Regions from separate parts of the Mus musculus genome. Here region 1 is linked to region 2. The links are chromatin loops, found by intact Hi-C in ENCODE. Cell type or tissue: left cerebral cortex. All regions are shown on one strand. Links, peaks and the distances in the headings refer to the core of each region. The heading gives the core; the rest is flanking DNA. Region 1 overlaps Myo18b (myosin XVIIIb). Region 2 overlaps Myo18b (myosin XVIIIb).

Region 1 (2,911 bases), core at 290-2,789, 80 kb after region 2:
GGCGTGGAGGGCAGAGGATATGGGTATGGTTTGGAAAGCTAGGGGTGTGGTGTGGTGTGGAGAGCTGGGGGTGTGGGCATGGTGTGTAGGGCAGGGGATATGGGTGTGTCATGGAGAGCTGGGGGTGAGGATGTGGTGTAGAAGGCTGGGCACAGGGCTGTGGCGTGAAGGGCTGAGGGCTTAGACCTTCATGCTCCATCCTTGTTTGCTGCCCCCAGCTTCGCCAGCGGTTTGAGTTGGAGATTGAGAGGATGAAGCAGATGCATCAGAAAGACCGTGAGGACCAGGAGGAAGAGCTGGAGGATGTGCGTCAGTCCTGCCAGAAGCGGGTGTGTAAGCTCTGGCCACAGTGAACCCAAAGTCCCGCTTGGGAGGATGCTGGGACCCGGAACCCGGAAGCATGCTCATTCTATGACCAACTGAGACCTTTGTTCCCTGGGGGGATTTCAAGGATCTGGGGCTCAAATTTCTTAGGTGCAATCCCAGAAGCTTCTAGAATCCCAAGCATACTCTTTGCCACATGACAGGCTGTGGGTACGGATGCTGTGGGTAGGGAGCTAGTGGGCCTGGCTGGGCCCCTGCATTCGACTCATTTGCTTTGCTGACTGATGTTCCTCAGTGTTCTGCACCTAAGACCGAGGCTAACCCTAGTAGGTCTGTTATCCCCTTCACTGTCCTCCCCTCCCCCAGCACACACAGGACAGTGGAGACAGCATTGCCCTGAAGGCAGCTGTGCTGTTTCAGCCCACACTGTGGTCATCAGTCTCTGTCAGCCTTTACACTTTGTCTATCTGTTGTCCACCATCAGTCTCCTCTCCTACTGTGGTGTCCCTGTGGGAGGATGTTTTCTGCTGCCACAGCCCATAAGCTCTTAGTTGGATGAGGGATGGGTGTCTCAGTTAGGATTTTATTGCTGTGAACAGACACCATGACCAAGGCAAGTTTTTTAAGGACAACATTTAATTGGGGCTGGCTTACAGGTTCAGAGGTTCAGACCATTATCATCAAGGCGGGAGCATGGCAGCATCCAGGCAGGTATGGTGCAGGAGGAGCTGAGAGTTCTACATCTTCATCTGAAGGCTGCTAGCAGAATACTGGCTTCTAGGACTAGGGTATTAAAGCCCACACCCACAGTGACATACTTACAATAAGCACACATCTCCTAATGGTGCAACTCCCTGGCCCAAGCACATACAAACCATCACACTGGGTAAATCTCTTTCCTTTGGCAGTGCCCATGGTTCCTGGACACTGCTTCCCCCTCCTTCCCTCCCTTTCCCTCTCCCTCCCCCTCATTCCTTCTTCCCCCTTCCCTCCTCTTCCCTCCCCTCCCCTTCCCCTTCTCTTTCCTTCCCTTTTCTTTCCATCTCCTCCTTCCTCCTCCCTCCCCCTTCCCTCCCACTTCCTTTCCCCTTCTCCCTTTCTTCCCCCTTCCCTCCTCTTCTCCTCCTCTCATCATCCTTGGGAACCACAGGGAAATATTCTTCACACTCTCCCAGGATGTGCTTGGCACTGATGTTTTATGATTCAGGGATATTTTTCTAAGTAACTTTTATCTCTTAGAAGCAGACAGGAGTGTGGCAACTATATTTCATACAGGTCTTTTGTAGTTACATTATTTATTTGTGTGTGTGGTGTGCATGTGTACATGTGTATGGAAGTCAGAGGACAACATATGAGAGTTGTCCTCTCCTTTCTCCACGTAGGCCCTGGGGATTGAACTCGGGTGGCAGTGCCTCTTCCTGCTGAGCCATCTGACTTCATTTCTAACTCAGCTTCTCCCGGACAAACACCTATAAAGGCAGAGTGTGGGAGCAGGTGGAGGCCTTCCTCTCCTGGTGACAGATGCTGATGGTGGCAGCCCTCAGTGTCTACTGCAGGAGACAGTTAGTGACCTGAGGGGATGCTGTGGATGTTCGGTGTTAGGGAAAAGGACACTAACTCCTCTCAGGAATGCCTGGTTGCCAGTCTGTGACATGAGTCCCTGGGTACATGGAGGATGGAGAAGGTGGGGTTTTACCATCAGTGCCACTGCTTGGGAGCCCACCAGCTTCAGAGTGGTGCAAATTAGATAAAGTGCTGTTACTCAGATGTCTTATTACTGTGGGAGGAAAACACTGTAGCCCTGGGCTTCCATGAGATATTCTGCTGTCATTGATCTGTGACCATAGGAGTACATGCGTGAATGGTTAGGGCCACCTTGTAGATGGTCACCTCTTGTTATGTCCTTAGCAAAGGGAAGAGAAAGAGGGAGAGAAAGAGGTGGATTTGATTTTCTGGTGTCTTTCTCCATAAGGGCACCGATTCTGTTGTGGGGTGACACCCTCATAACCTCCTCTGACCCTAACTTTCCTAATGGGCCCATTCTAAATCCCATCTCCTCCCACTGGGAAGTAGAGAGAACTCACACAGTCCATACCACCAATCGCTTTGTCTGCATAACGGCATGTGTCCCTTGGCTGGTGCCTTTTTCAAGGAACAAGTAAGTGGATGTGTCTCTTAACAAGCCACTTGGTACCCAGCCTTACGAAGTCAGAGGGCTGGGGGAGAGATGGCTCAGTGGGTCATGTGTTTGCTGCACAAGCAGGAAGACCTGAGTTCAGATCCCCCATCCATAGAAAGGAGCTTGGTGTGAATGGAGCCTCTGTGACTCCAGGTCTGGCAGACAGACACAGGAGGATTCTGGGAGCTTGAGGGCTCAGTCAGTCTAGTCAATGGGTGGGTCCAAGATTTGTCAAGATATGGTGTCTCAAAATGTAATATAAAGAACGATAAAAGAAAACACCAGGCATCAAATTCTGGCTTCTACATGTGCACATACCAGTCAACATGTACCTGCACACACCTGTACACACACACACACTCAACATGCTAAGACATGCACACACACACACACACACACACACACACA
Region 2 (2,911 bases), core at 220-2,719:
GACCCTGGGGTGACAAGAGTGTTGGCACCCTGGAATGTTAAAAGCAGCTAGCATGGCGTGGCTCTGGGATGGGTAGGAGCAGAATCTAGAGGCTTGTTGAATGTAACAGATCCACACAGAATCCTGTCCCCTTGTGCCACACATGTGGCCTGTCCCCTCTCCAACATTCCAGTTGAGCAGAAAACAAAATTAGGGTTTTAGAGAGAATGACCACACAGCACCAGGTGACAGCCCAGATCAGGGAGATCTGGCTCCCCAGTATCAACTAAGGCCTTTGCTCTGCTGGTACCACTGGGTGCAGGCTTCAGTGAGGGAGGTGCTCTGGGCTTTCCTGGGAGCTGGAGGGAGCCCATGGCTTGGCTGATTGCCTGTGGGGCTCTGAACCGTGGGTGCTCTTGAGTCACCCTTTGGTGAGGCCTCAGGGAGTGTTGGGGTGGGACACTCTAGTAGGGCCTTTGGGAACCAAGTCTGGAGAGAAGGACCGGGGATGACACTGCTCAATTCCCCCCTTATAGACAGTGCTTCTGGAGAATAGCCGTGTGGCCCGGCAGCCGCAAGGGGAAGGAAACTTTGAAGTTTTCTCTCAGCTGCTGGCTGGGATGGATGTAGATCTCAGGTGAGTATTTGGGATAGGCTGGGCTGGCTGAGGCAGGAGGGTGAAGAAAGCCTAGTGGGAAGCTCCACCCAGAGCTGAGAGGCTCGGGTACCCAGTGACCCGGTCTCTGATCTCAGTTGTCAGGGCACTGCACTGAGGCTGGGTTACATTTCATGGTCTTTCGCTGTGTGAGATTGGAACATAGGGTCATTGGGATGGGAGGCCTGGGGCCTGGGGCCTGGGGCCTGGGGGCTGGGGCCTGGGGGCTGGGGGCTGGGGTAGCCAGGCTGTGTGGTATGTGGGACCCAGCAGTAGGACACCTCCTGTTGCTTGGGCTGGGGCAGACCCTTCACTCCTACAATCGTCTCTTCCAGGACAGAGCTGAACCTGCATCAGATGGCAGAGAGCAGTGCCTTCGGCATGGGCCTGTGGTCCAAGGTTAGTGGCCTGCCTCCAGGGTGCACTGTCATCCCAGGGCCAGGGAGGGAGTGATGGAGGGTCTCTGACCCACTGTCTCCTTTTGCTCAGGTCTGTAGTTGCCAATGGCGGTCATGTGGGGGCAGCAGCCCTAGGAGAGTAACAGGACCTCTTGGTAGGATCTGGGCTGGTTGAGGAAGGGAGGCTTGTCCCTGACCAAGGAAGGATGTGGTGGGAGAGGGTGAGATGTGTACCCTAAAGCACTGTGTCTCCCTTCAACCCTGGCTCCCCAACTGTCTCCAGTGAGACCTGAGAGTTTAGCATGGTTCTGCCTGAGTCTGTCAGCAGGGGGCGCTCTGGAGGCTGATGGGGAGAGGTGGGTACCCTCTGCTGGTTGCTGTTTATGGTCCTGAGCAGAGGTGGGGGGCAGTAGGGGTGTGTGAAAGGGATAAGGTGGAGGATGGGTGGGGGAGGGGAGAAGTGGGGAAGGGTGGGAGAAGGAAGGGCCTTGAAGGTTGGCTGCTCCAGGGTTCCCTGAAAGGGGGTGGCCGTTCACTTGTTGGCTGTTAGTTTTGCTCATTTCTAATGCTGCTCTCGTGACTTCCTTTGCTCTCATTCAGCGGGTCAGGACTCTGGCACTTGTCTGAAGTTTCACTGTAGTGAGGAAGATAGGCATGAAAATTAATGTCGGTATTTTAGAGAACAAGACTTAGGAAGAAGTGTGGTTGTGGGCACCAGAGAGTGATTAAATCAAAGAGATGTTTGGCCTGAGTCAGGGAAGGCCTCGTAGCCAGGGAATACTGGGCCTGGTTGGCATTGGGTTTTGAAGGATGCATAGGAGTTTACCAGGTAGAGGGATGACAACCCAGATAAAGGTACTACCACAGAAGAGCATTACAGAGCATCAACGCTGAGCATAGATACACAGATTATGAACCTGGTACTTGCCAGTTAAATCTGGGAGCACACGAAAAAGATCATCATGAGAAGTCTTCACTCCAGGGATGCGGGCATGTCTCAGTGTATGTGAGTCTGTAAATATAATACATCCCATAAATGGAATCGAGGCCACAGGTCACAAAATCCTCTCTATGGATGCTGAAAGGACTTTTGACAGAACCCAACATCCGTGCATGATAAAAGTTCTGAGGAGCTTGGGGTAGAAGTATGTCTTGGCAGCACTGTGAGGTTAGAGCTGTGGGGTTAGAGCCCATCACACCACTGAGCGGGAAAACCCAAAGTCTTCCCCTTGAAGTGAAGACCAAGACACAGTGTCCACTCTCTGCCCCACTCAGCACAGCAGTGGGAGACTTCACAGGACAGCGAGGGGACAGCAGGAAAGGAAGGAGCTGGTTATTGCTTCCAGACATGTGATTCTGTGACCAGTAGGACCCCAGCAGGAATCTCAGAGTGGGCAAACACATCCTCAGCAGAGAGGCAGGAGACAAACCACACACACACACACACACACATACACACACACACACACACACACACACACACACACACACATGGCAGGGCCCTCTTGTGAGGCAACGGCCAACGTCTAAGAAAGAAATGAAGAGCTCAGCCCCATTCACCACCGCAAACATCTCGCAATAAATGTAACCCAGGAAGTGAGAGCCCTCGGCAGTGAACCGTTAAGACCCTTGGGGAAGAGATCGAAGGAGTCATTAGAAGACAGAAAGACCTCCCACACTCAGGGATTGACAGATTAATGCTGTAAGTGGCTGCCGTACAGAGGCCACCTACAGGCTCGACGTGTCCACCCAGGTTCCAATGCCAATCCTCAGGGACAGAGAGACAAGCCTGAAACTCAAACAGGAGCAGGAGAGACATGGGGGTAGTCAAGCAATCCTGAGAAAAAGCAAGATGGTGGGAGGCGTCGCACGCCTGATT

The links. A loop is a pair of places that touch in the nucleus more often than their neighbours do. Peaks named below come from ENCODE experiments on the same cell type or tissue, not always from the same donor. Only the 100,000 strongest peaks of a DNase experiment are listed, where the experiment ranks them.
Region 1: a loop joins it to region 2, with 2.4 times the contacts of the local background. A loop is called at or near these places in 4 of 42 quality-filtered maps.

What each region holds. Positions count from the first base shown.
Region 1 is chr5:112,782,975-112,785,885 of GRCm38, reverse strand. Myo18b (myosin XVIIIb) reads left to right here. Exons shown (of 44, transcript NM_028901.2): 32 at 219-329. Among named protein-coding and RNA genes, the nearest start is that of 1700095B10Rik, 8.9 kb to the left of the region's middle. In left cerebral cortex, for the core only: no CTCF peak of the experiment used is centred there; DNase peaks (open chromatin) are centred at 1,612 and 2,547.
Region 2 is chr5:112,863,362-112,866,272 of GRCm38, reverse strand. It overlaps Myo18b (myosin XVIIIb), which reads left to right. Exons shown (of 44, transcript NM_028901.2): 10 at 516-616; 11 at 970-1,033. Among named protein-coding and RNA genes, the nearest start is that of Myo18b, 32 kb to the left of the region's middle. In left cerebral cortex, for the core only: a CTCF peak has its summit at 1,329 (motif pointing right); a DNase peak (open chromatin) is centred at 1,329.